Linked DNA regions of Mus musculus: region 2 is linked to region 1. A link is a loop called in an ENCODE intact Hi-C map of the cell type or tissue named here. Cell type or tissue: gastrocnemius. All regions are shown on one strand.

Region 1 (8,000 bases):
CTGCACACATCGCACAGTAGTCTGCTCTTTGGCCCGAAAACCTCTGCGAATTGCGGACAATCCATATATAAGAGATAAATAACAGCTAGAATTTTTTTTTTTTTTACCATTTTGTCAAGTGTCTTGCTTATAACAATCTCTTATTGTTTATTTCTTTTCCTTGTGCTGTGTCTAAGGAATTGAAACCGAGGGAAAGAACCAGTTAGTTAGCTTGAGACGCTAAAAGCAAGATAGAGGGATATTCTAAGTGAAGTGAGCTGTGTGCTCCTGGGGAGGAGAGTGAAGAAGATGTAGTCCAAGCCTTCCCAGGGGAAGGCCCGTACTAGGGAGATAAGGGCTGCCACGCAAGCACAAGGACCTGTGCTTGAGTCCTCAGCACCTACATAAAATCTGGGTATGCTTGCAACCCCAGCCTTGAGGCATGGCAGAGACATGATCCTGGCCTGATAGTTTAACAAAAACAGAAGGCTTCAGCTTCAGTGAGACTGAGGTTTCAAGGGAGGGAGACAGAGCTGTATACCCAGAGTCCTCTGGTTGTGACCTCACTCATAGAAAGGATGTGTTCAGGAAGGGCTGAGCCTTGACAGAGAAAAGACTCCTGGGAAAAAGCAATGTATACTCCTGCCATCAGCAGGCAGGAAGACTGGAGGAAGCCAGCTGTGTGAAAGGACAGGCAAGCTGGCCTGTGACACAGAATTCCATTTACCTATCAGCTTGGCCAAGTGAGATTCCTCTCCTGCACCTTAACTTCACTAGCACATGGAGGCTTTTTGGTGAGAAATACAGAACCTGGCTGTGTACTTAAGACAATGAACATGATTTAAATATTGATGGAGAGCTATACACTTGATGGCCAACATCTCTTCCTGGACCTATGCATTCAGGGTAGGTGTAGTGGCTGAAAGCAGATTTGGGATTTAGACCTGGGATATGTTAGAATAAGTGATTTCATTTTTCTGGTCTGCATAAAATTAGAAGACTGACCTAGTATGAGAGGATTAGTGGAGAAACGTGTCAAGCACTCAGCAGAGAACCTACTACCCAGTAAGCACCCAGAACATGAGGCAAAGGGTATAGACCAGATGTTAAGCATGCATGGCAGCTTCCATGAGCAGCAGGAAGGCCCAGCTGTGGCCAGAGGAACAAAGACCTAATTGTAATAACTCAGTCATCTATCAAGACGGAAGACACTTGCTGACTCTTTTGGCTCCATATGAATCCACACAGGTCGGATGGGGCCAGTAAGATGAAGACTTAGCATGGTTTCTAAGGTGTGTCACAAGTCTTATGGATCCTATTTGAGGGCAGAGGCCAGGCTTGAACACCTTGCAGCCTGATCCCTTTTGCCCACTGGCCTGTGGTGCCCCTGGCCTTCACACACTGCTGTGCCCACAGGATCGGGGCTTCTGTGTGGAGGTGAACACAGCATTTGAGGACTTCGCCCACGTCATAAGCTTTGACAAGAGGGCTGCTGCGCTGGACGCAGGCAACATCAAGCTGACCTTCAATAGTGTGAGGGGACGGGCAAGCCTGGGTGGTCCTCTCACTTACCCCAATGTCTTGTTCCTCCTAACTGCCCTGCTGATTATCTTGGGTTTGGGACACATCTTCCTACCTCTTAAGGTACCCCTGACCCTATTCTGTTTCCCTTTGCCTTCAGCTGCTGGAAAAAGCAGAGGCACGGGAGAGGGAACGGGAAAAGGAGGAGGCCCGAAGGATGCGGCGCAGAGAAGCTGCCTTTCGAAGCATGCTGAGGCAGGCCGTGCCTGCTCTGGAGCTGGGCACTGCCTGGGAAGAGGTCAGAAGCACAGCCTGGCCCCAATCACCCTCAGGCCTGAGGGCAGCGGAGCTTCTCCACCACTGAGGGCCCACCCCAGTCACAGCACAAGCCCTGGGCCAGCTCCAGTTCCCTTCCTTCCTCTGCCCCAGCCCTGCCCAGTTCTCGTGGCGGTGTCCAAGCTGGTCCAGGCAGGGCCTGGTCTGATCAGCAGTGCTCTCCCCGTTCAAGGTCCGTGAGCGCTTTGTGTGCGACTCAGCCTTTGAGCAGATCACCCTGGAGTCGGAGCGGATCCGGCTCTTCCGAGAGTTCCTGCAGGTGTTGGAGGTAAGGCACTTGGCCACCCTGATCTATGTATCTTTGAACTCTAGGCTTGCATGAGACCTTCAATAGCTTGTCACCGTAAAGGCTCTTTTACCTGCCCAGCTAAAGAAGGGAAGGACTGAGGGTGCCCTAGAATAGACAGAGGGCCCTAGCTGAGACAGGAAGGCAAGGTTCTCACCTCTCCCTCTGCCTCTAGCAGACTGAATGCCAGCACCTCCACACCAAAGGCCGAAAGCATGGCAGAAAGGGCAAGAAACACCATCGCAAGCGTTCACACTCACCCTCAGTGAGTCGGCAGGTAGAGGGACATGGGTGAGGCTGGACTGTTTCATACAAATTAAACACCTCTCCCCATACATTACCTCCTTGGCTCTGAACTCCCTGTCCCCAGTTCCTAGATGAGGGCTTCTGGGCTGACCAGTATTACTCCTCTGCCTAGGGCTCTGAGTCAGATGAAGAGGAGCTGCCCCCACCATCCCTCCGGCCCCCCAAGCGGAGGAGGCGGAACCCCTCAGAATCTGGCTCTGAGCCCTCCTCCTCACTTGATTCAGTTGAAAGTGGGGGTGCTGCTCTTGGAGGACCAGGCTCCCCATCTTCCCACCTTCTTCTTGGGTCAGGTAAGCAGTTTCTAGGAGCCCGGGAACTAGAGTGCTGGGATAGAGGCACAGCAAATCCCAGACCGCTGAGGGCTGACTGGGATGGGAGGGCCTCACTGTGGAGCAAGACTTCCTATCTCTGCCCAGGCAAGGAGCTGCCTTCTCCCGATGGGACTCAGCGTAGATTTTTTTTTTTAAACCCTATAGATCATGGTCTTCGGAAAACCAAGAAACCAAAAAAGAAAACCAAGAAAAGAAGACACAAGTCGGTGAGTGGAGGAGTCGTCTTGAGATTCTGCAGTCATGTCACCTGCCTCCCAGCTGTGCCGCTCAACTGCTGAGATGGGCTCTGAACTCTTACAGACCAGTCCTGACAGTGAGACGGACCCCGAAGACAAAGCTGGTAAGGAGAGTGAAGACAGAGAACAGGAACAGGACAGGGAACCCCGGCAGGCAGAGCTCCCTAACCGTTCCCCAGGCTTCGGAATCAAGAAGGAGAAGGTGAATGGGAGGACCTGGCTTTCGCCCCAGCCTGTGACACAGACTAGGGGGCTCAGGTAAGTCACACCTTTGCTCAACAGACAGGCTGGGACACGTCAGAAAGCGAGCTGAGTGAGGGGGAGCTGGAGAGGCGAAGGCGGACACTCCTACAGCAGCTGGACGACCACCAATGACCCCACGAGCTACTTTCTGCCTTGGACTTCGTGAGGCAGTGGCTCCAGGGTCGCCTCAGCATCTGCCTCAGACTCCTTCGTCTTGTCTGGTCTGTGTCCACTTTTCCTAAAGTAACCCACCCCCAACACACTACTGTTAGCACCTCTCAAGGTTGCTTTTGGTGTTCAAGGGTCCCCTAGTTCTCAGACTAGTGCAGTCCTTGCCCTCAGCCCCAGACCAGAGATGGGCAGTCTATACCACGGGGTGGGTGATGCCAGTAGATAGTGTGAGAAGGGGTCTCCAGGAAAGAGACAGGCTGCTTGGACACAGCCTGGGTGGCCGAGGGCAGGGTCCTCACCCTCTAGCATCAGTGCCTGCTCTTGCCTGACCTGGCCCTGGGGCTCCACCACTACTTCCTCTCCCCTGGGACCCGATGTATGTGTTCTGTTTTGTTTTTTAAATAATATTTATAACATGATCTACAACTCCTTTGTCCTCTTCATGTACTATCCACTGGGGACCAGCAGAGGGCACTCCAGTTCTGACAGCTTCCTCCCTGTGTTTAAAGCCCAGCCAGGCTTCCCCTGCCATCTAGGCTCATCACTCCTGAAATGGAGGAAAACACTTCCCACCCAAACTCATATCCTCATGGCCACTCTGACAAAGAGAAGACAGCTTGGTGCAAGACTTTGTTGAGAGGTCTGGGATTTATGTACAAGAAAGGAAAAGATACATATACAAAACAAAGTGCCCCTGCATTCCCTTCCAGGGTCAGAGCCCAGTAGGGAATTGAGCAAATAGTCTGTGAAGATCCTCTGTTGCCTGTTCCTGGGCCAGAGTCCACCTAGCTGAGGAAAGGTGAGATTGCGGCACATCCTTCCTCTAGCAGTCTTGGAGCTGGGACAGACAGTGCCTCTGCTCTTCAATCAGTGGGAAGACAGCAGGCAGGGTGGGGTCCAAGCCCTTCCTTGCATTGTTTGGAGCAGGAAGTGCCCATCCAGAGGGAGACCGCCAGGGGTCAGCTGCTCCCACTGCCACCCACTCTGCATGTTAAGTGTTAGCCCTTCTTTTTCCACTTTTGAAAGCCACAGGTCTTCCTCCACAATCCTTTGGTTTTAAGGAAGTGGAGCAGGAGGCAATGCAGGACAGCAGCTGGCTCAGGAAGCCAAGAAGATGGGTGCCAAGGTGGGTGGGACATGGGTCTAGGAGAGCAGAACAGCAACAAAAGAACCCTGAAGACGCAGGCAGCCAGTGGGCCTGCCATTGCTCCTCTGTCCCTTTTTACTAGGGCTCAGCAGAGTGGGCCCAGGCAAAGATTATCCAATATTGGCAGAGTCCAGGGATCCATTAGTGTGGATACTCTCTAAACCAGAGCTGACTGTGGGATTGCAAAGGCGGGGTGGGGGGACCCGTATTTCTTCTTGGATGTACTTCCTCCTCTAGGATCCCACTAGACCCTGGGAAGAGGGGGGCTGTGTACCCTCGTGTGCTGAAGCCGGAAGTGGTTTTTCCCAGCCCTGAACTGACCCTTCAGGAAATGAAGTTGAAGACTTGGGGCAAAGTGCACTATGGGGGGCACTAGGGAAATGTCAGACCCCTATAGACCTAGTGCCCACAGTGGCACAGGGACGAGCCAGCCTCAGCTGGAGCAGCAGGAGCTTGAACAACACAGCCTTCTGCTGGGCCCTGGGCCCACTGTCCAGATCTGCAGGACTCTGAGAATTAAGGTACTTCTGCCTCCAGGAGGATCTCAGTGGGGACCTGGAGCTCGAGGAGGGCCACTGGGTGGTACAGCACTCCTGACTTGACTGTGAACGACCATGCGTTGGTGGTTAAAGCCTGTGGGGAAAACAAGCGCATGAACAGTGACTAGGCAGGGACACCGAGCAAGACAGCACCTGAGGAAGAAGTCAGCCATGAAAAGGTCAGGGAAGCTCTTAGAGGAAGGCTTGAGAGCCAGCTAGAAAAACTGCTGGAACGATTCTCAGAGGGTAGCATAGGAAACTAAAGGCCACCCAGGAAAATATTAAGCCAAACTAGATGTCAAGAAGCAGAGGTTAGGGACATCTATCCCTGAGTAGGAGCTACTAGAACTCTTAGGGGAGACCAGGACCCAAGCAAGATACTTTGGGTCTATGACTGGAGCCTCAGTCATCCAAAGCATTAGGTCTTGCCTGCTCTGGCCTAGCTCCTAACCCTGGCCCAGAGACACCTTAACCCTTGGATCTTAGTAGCTAGGACAGTATTAGTGGGAGGACCCATGCAGGGATAAGCTGTGTTTCTCAGAGCATGCAGCATGCAAAGTCTGTGTCTCCATCACTGGGAGGATGCTACCAGAAGATGACTCCAAGGCATGCAGAGAGGGCAGCTAGAGTGCCCAGTACCTGTCAGGCTAACAGTTTGACTCGTCATGGTGGGCTGCATCACAGAAGAAACGTGAGCCCCGCTTGGCAGTACGTGCCGTGAAAGGGACACTCTTCAACACTACGGCCCAGGAGAGACAGTGATCAGGTCTTATGGGAAAACAGACTAGGAAGCAGGACCAAAGGGAATTAGGTCAGGCTCTGGGAATTGGGCCCAGTGGACAAACGTCCCACCTGTGATGATGTCCTCAATGGTACCATCCTTCCCCTCGTAAACAGGCCGGTGTTCCTTAGCTTGGCGCCGCCTCAGCTCTGCAATTAGCTCCTGCTGTTGCCATTTGTTCCGCTGGGATGGAGTCTAAGCCAGATATTACAAGGGGAAGGAAGTCATCACTAACCCAAAAGCAACTGGTTCCTGTCCCAAGATGTAGGCTGAAGATGACCCTGCTGAGAGTAACCCTGTGTCCTGTCCATCGGTGTCTACCCCTCCCTCTAGACTCACGCTGTCAGCCACTCCAAGGGAGGGAGGGAGACAGACACAGAGAGTGTGTGTGTGTGTGTGTGTGTGTCTTGGTTCTCCATGTCCTTCCTTGCTCCTTGCTCCCTGCTCCCTGAATCCTCAATTCTCTGTCCTGTCTTCCAGACCAGCTCTTGGTCCCACCCACCTTGGCATCCAGCTTCTTGGCTTCCTGAGCCAGCTGCTTCTCCCGCATTACCTCCTCTTGTTTCTTGCGAGCTTCATTCTCTTGTTCTGCTTCCTTAGATAGGACCAAGAGAGGGGAAGGAGCTTGAGGTTTTCACAGGCTGGAAGGGAGGGCCTGACACTAAGCATGAAGGGTGGGTGGCAGTGGGACCAGCTAACCCCAGGTGGCCACTCTCTGGAGGGGTACTTCCTGCTCTGAACAATGAAAGGAAGGGCCTGGGCCCCCACCCTGCCCACCAGTCCACAGTTTAGAGGCCTGTCGCCAGCTTCCATGGTTCCTTCCCTAGACCTTAGGAACTGGAAAAGTCTCAGACTTGAAGCCCAGGCTCGCTCTTGACTAATCATCTTCTACCAGCATAACTCCTGAAACGTTTCTTCAACTTACCTTGTAAGAACGAATGAATCGGACAAATACTGGGAAAAACACAGAAGGAGGTGTGGTCTTGGGACTCTCACCAAAGTAGCGCACAACTGCATTGTAGGCCTCCTGAGTAAGTAAAGGGCAGACAGAGGGGTCATCCCAGTGGGGAGGAGGCCCACAGAAAGCAAAGCCTGCTGCCAGGAGAGGAAAGCCAGTTACCCAAGCCCCTCCTAAGTCATAGCTTCAGACATGGATATCTGCTATCTTTAAAGTCCCTTGTTACTACCCCCTCACCTGCCCACACTGCTGGCCAAGAGTTGGATGCCTACCTCAAGTGGCCACTGTGCTGGCTTTAGATGTTTGTTTCCCCCCCACCCCAGTTCCTCACTCACCTCGGCAGTCTTGGCATCACGCTGGAGCTTGTCCAGTTTGCCTTCATTGGTACTAAGGAAGTTTCGAAGGACGCTGTTGTCATGAATGCTGCATTCCCGCCGAATCAGCTCCATTCCCCGGCCCAGCTCTTTCACGTCTAGCAGCACGTTCTCCAGGGACACTGTTTACCAAGAGCCTGGCTGAGGCTTACCCAGGCCTACAGCACATTTGTCCCACCATGTCCCCTTGGCATAGACTTCAGGGATGTACATGTAGAGAAGTCTGTGTCAAGCAGGCTGGGCTCTCTCGGGCAGTAGGAGGGAATGGAGAGAGTTCATGGGCCCAAAGAACAAGGTAGCAAAGGAAGGAAAACCAGAGACAGCTAGTCCCCGTCCCCCGTCCTGTCCCCGTCCCCCCACCCCCCCCACCACCCGGGCAGGACAGAAACAGTAGTACTGTGTATCTGTCTGTAGGGGGCTTTACAGGTTTTCTAATCACATCACAGACATGATTAGAGAACTACACTCTCTGGGCCAGGCTAAGGGAAACCTGATCCTACTTGAGCACATGGAAGGCTCACTCTCTTTGGGGTTGCCCCTGCTCATAGATTTAGTAGTGAGAAAGAAGATAGCAAAAGCCAGAAATGGACCGGGTGTTCCTCCTGTTCAGCTTCCTGGGATCGTCTTGAAGAGGGCACCCTCACCTGCTGCAGCCTTCTCCACAAAGTGCAGCTCCTGCCAGAAGTTAGCCAGTTCCGGGTATTTCTCCTTCACCGTCAAGGCAATGAAGTGCAGCAGGGTCATCTTTCGGTCCGTGGACTTGGTGTCCAGCAGCTGAAAGGGAGAGGTGG
Region 2 (8,000 bases), 150 kb after region 1:
TTTGGATACAGGGTCTGGATGGACACAGTGTGGGCTGGCCTGGAGCTCATGCTGTCCCCAGACTCAGCCTCCCAAGTGCTGAGGTCACACCCAGCTCATGATTTTGTAAATGTTAAAGTATATCCAGGCTCATTTTCTCTGTCTGTCGTGAGCCCTAAAAAGGTTCAATGTACTTGGTGCAGGGGCCTTAGTTATGCTGGTTTGACATAAAGATGACATTGTCATGGTCTTCGAGGCTCTCCTGGGGGATTGAACAGTCACTGTCTACTTGGTTCCAGGGCCTCATCTTTATGAGCACTAATTGCACATTTTTAAAAATATTATTTATTTATTATATGTAAGTACACTATAGCTGTCTTAGACACTCCAGAAGAGGCATCCAATTTCGTTACAGATGGTTGTGAGCCACCATGTGGTTGCTGGGATTTGAACTTAGGACCTTTGGAAGAGCAGTCGGTGCTCTTAACCCCTGAGCCATCTCTCCAGCCCCCCCTAATTGCACATTTTCTTCTGGCAGCCACACGGACTGTAATGAAGTTCAACAAATGGTTCCTCCTACCCAACTATTCAGTAGCTCGCCACTAGCAAACAGGTTGGACTCAGACCTGAAGGCTTTCATGGTTGACTTGTTCTCAATTGCACGTGTGGAGGTGTAGCCCCTGCATATCCTTTGGTCACTGGGGCCATTTTCTGCCATTGGGTTGTTTGGGACATCTGCGCATGGTGGCACATGCTTTTAATCCCAGCGCTCTGGAGGCAGAAGCAGTGGAGTGGATCTCTGTGGGTTGGGGTCCAGTCTGGCCTAAAGTCAGTTCCAGGACAGCCAGGGCTACAGAAACAAAGCCAAAACCAAAACAGTTGTTTGGACCTGGCTCCATTTGAGACCTTTTGAGCCAGTCCTGCAGTAAGCAGCTCCTATGAGTACTGTTTTCTCTCTGTAACAAATCACTAGCTTGCTTTGAAACAATGTAGCTTACGTTTACAATCCCAGCCAGAAACGGAGGATTACAGTATCTGTGCTGAGTGCCTTCTAGAGAATCAGGAGGGATGTGTTCCCTTGTCTGCATTCCTCAGTTTGCAGTCCTTCCTCGTTACCATCCAAACTTCTGTTACTACAACTACTGTGGCTAGATCTCCTTCTGCCTCCCTTTTAAAAGAGATCCCAGCTACCCGCCCTGTCTCAGGATCTTTAATTACATCGTCAAAGCCCCTTCTGCTGTCGGGATGGTATGAGGGAGTCAGTTATACAGCCTGTCATGGTGTTAAATATAGCCGCTGCACAGCCTTGGTGAAGGGTGAAGAGAGCTGGGCAGAGCCACAAGGTGCAGAGAACATGGAGACTTAGCTCTGTCTCCCACTGCAATCAATCTGAGACCGCCCAACGCTGGCCTCTTTTCCCATCCTTCCATTCCCACTGTCTCCTAACCCTGATTTAAAATGTTTGGTGGCCCTCAAACTGAACATGGCAACACTTCCTTATCCTGGGGGAAAAAAAAAGGTAATTCAGTAAGATTTGCATTTTTTTTTTGCGGTTCTCCTGTCTGTCTTAACTAAGCACGCGGTTTCGGCCTGTGCCGTGTTGACCGAGCACCGTCACCAAGTAACAGCACCCTTGTTCTTGGTTAATGCATTCTTCCATAAAGTTCTTGCTTATCCTTCAGCTCTTCTGGGCTTAGGAAGGGGAGGGCGCTGTCTCGGTTGTAAAAGTATGCGTGAGGGCAGGCAAGAGACAGATCAGAAGGAAGTACCGCCACACGGACAGACAGATGGACGCTGTGAACGGGATTTACACGCTACTGAAGGATTTGCTGGGCTTTGCGCCTCTTTCAGCATGGGGAGTGTAAAGATGCCAACTGAAGTTCCTAGGGTGTGCAATAAATAAATGCCACAGTGGGGCCGAGGTTAGGCGTGGAAGTGGGGTTAGTTTGCTTTTGGGATGTGAGGTGATATATCATTAAGATGCCTAATAACTACTTCAGAGGGAATTATGATTACAGAACAGGAAAATATTGGCCCAGAACCCTGGGAGTGGGCTACCAGTATATTTAGGAGCCAGTAGGGTGTAGATACATGAAATGATCAGAAATAGAAGGCCTTTCTCCAGGAGGCTAGACAGAATCCTAAGCTGTCAAAAGTATTGTCTCGTCCACTTGTGTCAGAATCAAGATGCTTGCTAAAAACAGGACCTTCACTGTGAATGTACTTAATGCCATAGGACTGTATACTTAAAAATGGCCAGCATGCGGGCTGGAGAGATGGCTCAGTAGCCAACAGCACTGGCTGCTCTTGAAGGATCAGGAGTACAAGAACCCACGTGGTAGTGACTCACAGCCATCTGTTAACTCCGGTCCCAGGGAATCTGATGCCCTCTTCTGGTCTCTTTGGGAACTGCATGCACATGGAGCATAGATATTCATACAGGCAAAACAAAATACACAGGAAATATATAAACTAAGACAGCCAAGGCTACATAGATACCTTGTCTTAAAAGACAAACAAATAAACAAAAAGTCCCCAAAAATCATAAAAAGGAAAACACAATAGAATCAGGCTGGGGATGCAGCCCACTGGCAGAGTGATTGCAGAGTGTCTGCAGGGTCCAGCCCTGTGCCTGATCCTTAGTCCCTGAAAATCAGAGAGGGGGAGGGGGAAAGAGAGAAGGAAAATGAGATTACTGAGCTGTACTGCAGACCCAAATTGCTATCTACCTCAGGGTTCATAATTTAAATTTTACTTTATTGTGGGGGATGAGAAGACTAGGGATCAAATTTTGCAAGAATTTGGTAAATACTCTGCGATTAAGCTTTACCCAAGCCATAAATATCTGTTGTCATTACTTTCTATTTTATTTTATTTAAAGACAGGGACTCATGTAGCCCAGGCTGGCCTTAAACTCCTGATCCTCCTGCCCCTGCCTGCCAAGTGCCTAGATTACAGGCATCCACCACTACGCCCAGCTTCTAGTATCTGTAAGTACTGTGCCAAGGCCTGTCTGGCTCTAGATATCTGCTTGACTGGCCATTTCCTGTAGCCAGGCCAGCACCTCATTATACACGAAGATCTCATTGTGAGGCTTTACCTCAAGGCAGGTCCTGTATCCCCAGAAAATGCCAGAAGAAACCAGATCAGATTTTAAGGAGAGCAAAGAAACGACACAGCCTTTTTCGTTCTTTCTTTTTTTAATAAATAACCCCTTAGAGCTGGAGATGAGGTTTGGTGTTAGACTCGCTGCCGAGCACACCCGATACCCTAATGCTTCTCAGGAAACAAATCAACTTCCCAAAGAGCAGTTTCACTCCTCAAGAACATACTCTCCGTCCAGCTGCCTCGTTCACTGTCCCGCGAACTCATTCCCGTGGGAGCTATTCCAAACAACAGGGAACACGGACTGTGCCTTTCAGCCGCTTGCTTCAGACACTTTGCCAAAAGCCCCTGCCAGGTCTCAAGGCTGCCTGATGTCTCTGGGATCCAAACTCGATTCTCCGTGTTAAAGCTCCACGGTATCTCTTTACTGGTGTGTGTCCCGTGGCCTTCGGAATCTTAATCTGTCCGTGTCTCTTTTGTTGACGATTCGGGGATTGCCTGAGTCTCGTGGGTGTGCTTTGCTCTGAAGAGCAGAAGGCTTCGGTCCCAACTGGTGTTGCCGAAACAGCACGCTAACTCCATCCCGTGGTCCTGCGTCAAGATCCGCACGATCTGCTTGGCCATGTCACCTCGGATGGCCAGCGAGCGGAAGTGATCAAAACTGTGGAGTCCCAGCTTGCGCAGGCGCCTTGCAGCTGCCCGGTAACACTTCCAGGGTTGTGGCTCCACGAGGAGGTAGCTGCAGAGAGAGGAGACGTGGGCCAGGAACTCGCACAGACCACGGTCCCCGTGGTTCAGATGAATCCACATGGTTACTGACATGCAGAAGACCATGTCAAAAACGGAACGCCCAAACTGGCTCAAGAAAGAACTCAAGGGAACCTTCCTGCTCTCTTGATCCATGATGTCCAGGGTGATAAAGGTCAAAGCCTCAGGGAAGGGACAGTCTCTTTCAGCCCTCTCCACAAGGACTGGATCTATATCACAGCAGAGGATGCGGAGTTCTCTGGATGCACCGGAGCAGGTCTCCCCATCGCGAGGGGAAAGGAAATGTTTGTACAGAGCCACACTCAGATCCTAGAGGAATCCAAAAGAGCCTTGTCATTGCAGCTCTCTAACAGTGCGTGGAAAAGAAACCTCTCATCCTTTGAGACCGCCACTGACCTCTGCCTGTACCGGAAGTGAGGCTCTTAACATAATAATCTAGAGAGGATATTTTTTTTCATGAGCAGACTCTTAGCGCCCCCTAGGGGCTGCGAGCTATAATGCACCCACCCTGTACCCTACATTCAGTTTTTACCTTTTCTTTTTCTTCCTTCCTTCCTTCCTTTCTTTTTAAATCAGTCTTAAGTGGCTCAACTCAAACTCATGTAGCCGAGGATAGCCCTGAACTCCTGATTTCCCTACCCGTGCCTGGCTACCTGGACCCTGACCCTGACAACAGATTGAGTTGTACAGTTGAAAGTTATAAACCAAACGATATGACAAAGGCCAGCAAAGAGCTCAGGGCAGTGTTTCCCAGCTTAAACAATATATTGGCATATTCTATTCATTATCCCTTTCTGGGTGTCTCATATCCAAAGGAAAGTACTCCGGAAGTGTGAGTGGTGTCCCTCGTCGGGAAGCTGGGGAATAAAGCAGTACCTGGTAAAAACCTGTTTTCTCGGAGTCGGCAAAGTCTGGGCTCTAGGAAGCTCTCACCCGGCCTTGCCTCTACCGTGTGAGCTTGCACCGCCTCCTGAAACCGCCTCTGCCTTTGAAGCCACCACTCTTAAAAGTCTCTGTGAGTCTTTCTAGCCGGGAGTGTGATGATCTGATCTGGCCACCCATCTTAGCACGCTTCTGACTCTCAAACGAGACACCACCTCTTCCCTCTAACTGTAACTAATTCAAACACGTGGTTTTGTGCAGTCTCTGTCACCTCTGCAACTTCTCACGCGGGTGAAGAACACACATGGCGGGAACCACTCGGCTGTTCAAGTGTGAACGAGTCATTCATTCATGGCAACGGGGTATTAGCAATAACAGCATAAAACTGAGGAGCTTGGCTTGATACACCCAAGTAGTGGTGGCACACGCCTTTAATCCCAGCACTTGGGAGGCAGAGGCAGGCGGATTTCTGAGTTCGAGGCCAGCCTGGTCTACAGAGTGAGTTCCAGGACTACACAGACAAACTCTGTCTCAAAAAACAACAACAAAAAAAAAAACCAAAAACTTTCAAAGACATACTGCTGAAGAGGAAAATCAAGTAGATGGCAAGTTTCCTCCTTTTTTGTTTTTTGTTTTTGTTTTTTAAATAAGTCTATGTAGACCAGACTGGTCTCTTAACAGTTTGGGATCTCCCAGCTTCAGCCTCCCAAATGCTGGTATTACTGTCAGACAAGTTTTCCTTTATACAAAATCCCAAAGTGGGAAAATTAAACCATATTGTTTAGGGTTAGAAAATGAGTAAGATTTAAAAAAATAAAAATAAATTTAAAAAATAAATTTAAAAATAAATTTAAAAAGAAAATGAGAATTATATAAACAAAAGCAAGACAATAACAGGCTAACTGTTGCCTGTGGGTGAAAGGGGCTTTTAAAATAGGAAACGACATATAAAGGTTTTTGGGGGCTGACGATGAGAGTGATCACAACGGTGTTTGCCTTATAACTTGTACAGTACAGACTTATGTTTTATGTACTTTCATGAAAGTATGGAATAATTCACATTAAACTCCACATTTTAAAAATTATGGATCAAGGTTATTTACTTAGTTAGCTAAAGTCACATGGACACTAATAATAAGACTTCGGCTACATAAAGTTCCTTTTATTCAAACCAGGCTTTTCTAACTATTTTTAAAAATTATCTTTTGTATGTGTATGCATGAGTCTTAGTGCTTACACATGCTAATATGTGTACGGATGCCCAGAGGGGCCAGAAGAGGACTTCTGCTCTGCTGAAATTAGAGTTCCAGGTGGTTGTGAGCTGCCCTCAAGGATGCTGGGAATGGAACTTAGGTCCTCTGAAAGAACAGCGCTCTGAAGAATGGAGCTGAGTTCCTAGAACCCCTTCTAACTTAACAATACACAAGTTACCTCCGGGGTCATCTTAAAATACAGATGCTGGCTAAGTAGACGGGGGTGGGGGTGGGGTAGGCTGAGATTCTGTGTGTCTAACAAACTGCACAGTCACACTAACTTTGTTCAAAGTCACAGTTGAAGGCACAAGGACCCACACCACGCCACTAAATTTCCTCCTACCCTGATTTGCTTCCCTCCTATCGGACTCTGTTTTTGAGGCCGGCATGGTCTCCATATTGAGGGCAGAGAGAACTTGTGTAAAACAAAAATGAGTGGATAAATGCGTAAATAAATAAATGTTCAAAAGTAAACTTGAGAACAACTGCCTTAGTCAATTGCAACCGTGTCCTTTCTACTGTGGCTCTGTATATACTGTTTACAATTTTAAAATCTTTTTTTTAAAAATGTTTTTCTTTTCTGTTTTTCTGCTGGTTTCCTATACCACGGTGACACGTTTACAGGGACACACACCCAGCTGGTTACTGTAGTCTATAACCAAAAGCTCTCCTCAACTGAGACCCTCAAAGGTCTTCACCACCCACCAATGTCTCTTTTTTGTCGTTTTTGGAAACATGGTCTTAGTAGCCTAGGCTAGCTTCAGACTTGTGGGAATGCTTGTCTTCTGAGAGCTAGAATTACACGTGGGCAAAAGGTCTATCCCTGGACTCTGGTGATGGAATGTGGAGCGAATGGCGGAGGGTCCTAACCATTTGTAATGTTGGATAAAACTGCCCGCTTCACTGGGACATCCACTAACTAGCTACAAATAGGCGAGACTGTTATTTCCTTATTTTTGCTGCGGTTTGACTCTAATCATTACATGTCTGAAAACACTCTGCGGTGGGAAAGGTGGTTAAGGCTTCCTCCTCTGGCCGGATGATCTATTTTCTTTCTTGATCCCTCTCTACTGTTCACCGTTGTACTCTGTTAGCACAAGTAAATAAGGATCTGGCTCCAGGTCTGTCTTGCACTGTATATCTACAGCCTTAAGTTTCAGCCGTGATTACGTCACCCTGGCTCTTATCTTTTAGGAATCAGGATTCCCAGATTTTTTGGGGGGGGGAAGGGAAGGGGATCCCCGTTCCCCAGCCAAGAAGACCAGCAAAGCAAGAGAGGAGGCAAACGCCGGAAGTCCAGATCAGACGGTCCTCCTCCCCAGCGGTCTGGCGGGAATTTTTGGAATGAGTTGTGGATTGCTCAAAATTCCTCACTCGGCCGTGGGGCCCCAAAGGGAGGGCTGGGACGTGCACGTGTCTGTCAAGGCTATACTTTAAAAGCCCACTCTGGGCTTTGAGTTTTGATGCCACGCCCAGGCCAGCACCACGGAGGACGCGGAGGCTGACCATCGCTGGGCTCCCGGCGCTCCGATCCCTGCCGCGTCACTCACCCCGGAGTTACACCCCACGTCGAGCCCTAGGATCGGCCTCTTCTCGGGACCCTCGGGAGGGAAGAGCTGCCGAAGAAGCTCCGGGGGCAGAAGGCGGAGCCTTTGCTCGGGAGGGTGGAAGCGGGAATAATGAGGGAAATTTCCGAACGGGGCGGCCCCGGGTTCCAGAGCCCCCGGATGCTCTTCCTCCACAGCCTCTCCAACGCCCCCTCTTGACAATGTCCCGTCTGCGGCCATCACGCTCTGTCCCTCGGTTGGGGCGGAACCGGAAGTCTGGAGCCCGCGGAGGGAGGGGGCGAGCGCAGCGCCAGCGCGCATGCGCCTAGGGTAGAGGTCTGAAAGAAGGTGAGTTTAGGTAGGTGAGAAGACCCCAGTGCCTAGTCGGGGCTTTCGGTATCCTATTGGAGGCCGTGATCGTCCCCTCTTACTTAACGGACTTGCCCAACTTGAGTTGAACCTTGGG

What was found. A loop is a pair of places that touch in the nucleus more often than their neighbours do. Peaks named below come from ENCODE experiments on the same cell type or tissue, not always from the same donor. Only the 100,000 strongest peaks of a DNase experiment are listed, where the experiment ranks them.
Region 2: a loop joins it to region 1, with 5 times the contacts of the local background. A loop is called at or near these places in 17 of 42 quality-filtered maps.

Annotation. Positions count from the first base shown.
Region 1 is chr15:99,313,183-99,321,182 of GRCm38, forward strand. It overlaps Prpf40b (pre-mRNA processing factor 40B), which reads left to right. Exons shown (of 26, transcript NM_001370635.1): 19 at 1,396-1,512; 20 at 1,661-1,798; 21 at 2,009-2,104; 22 at 2,301-2,387; 23 at 2,541-2,718; 24 at 2,905-2,966; 25 at 3,061-3,198; 26 at 3,279-3,836. The coding sequence ends at 3,371. It overlaps Fmnl3 (formin-like 3), which reads right to left. Exons shown (of 27, transcript NM_011711.2): 21 at 7,854-7,983; 22 at 7,171-7,331; 23 at 6,803-6,904; 24 at 6,380-6,472; 25 at 5,949-6,072; 26 at 5,736-5,835; 27 at 4,030-5,190. The coding sequence ends at 5,744. Among named protein-coding and RNA genes, the nearest start is that of Prpf40b, 22 kb to the left of the region's middle. In gastrocnemius, CTCF peaks have their summits at 3,868 (motif pointing right) and 4,382; DNase peaks (open chromatin) are centred at 3,867, 4,478, 5,757, 5,979 and 1 more place; H3K4me3 peaks cover 4,269 bases; H3K27ac peaks cover 7,723 bases.
Region 2 is chr15:99,466,919-99,474,918 of GRCm38, forward strand. Bcdin3d (BCDIN3 domain containing) reads right to left here and starts at 7,812. Exons shown (of 2, transcript NM_029236.2): 1 at 7,538-7,812; 2 at 3,166-4,161. The coding sequence starts at 7,774. The coding sequence ends at 3,541. In gastrocnemius, CTCF peaks have their summits at 2,380 (motif pointing left), 4,320 (motif pointing left) and 7,744; DNase peaks (open chromatin) are centred at 2,359, 2,973, 3,442, 3,742 and 3 more places; H3K4me3 peaks cover 3,030 bases; H3K27ac peaks cover 3,539 bases.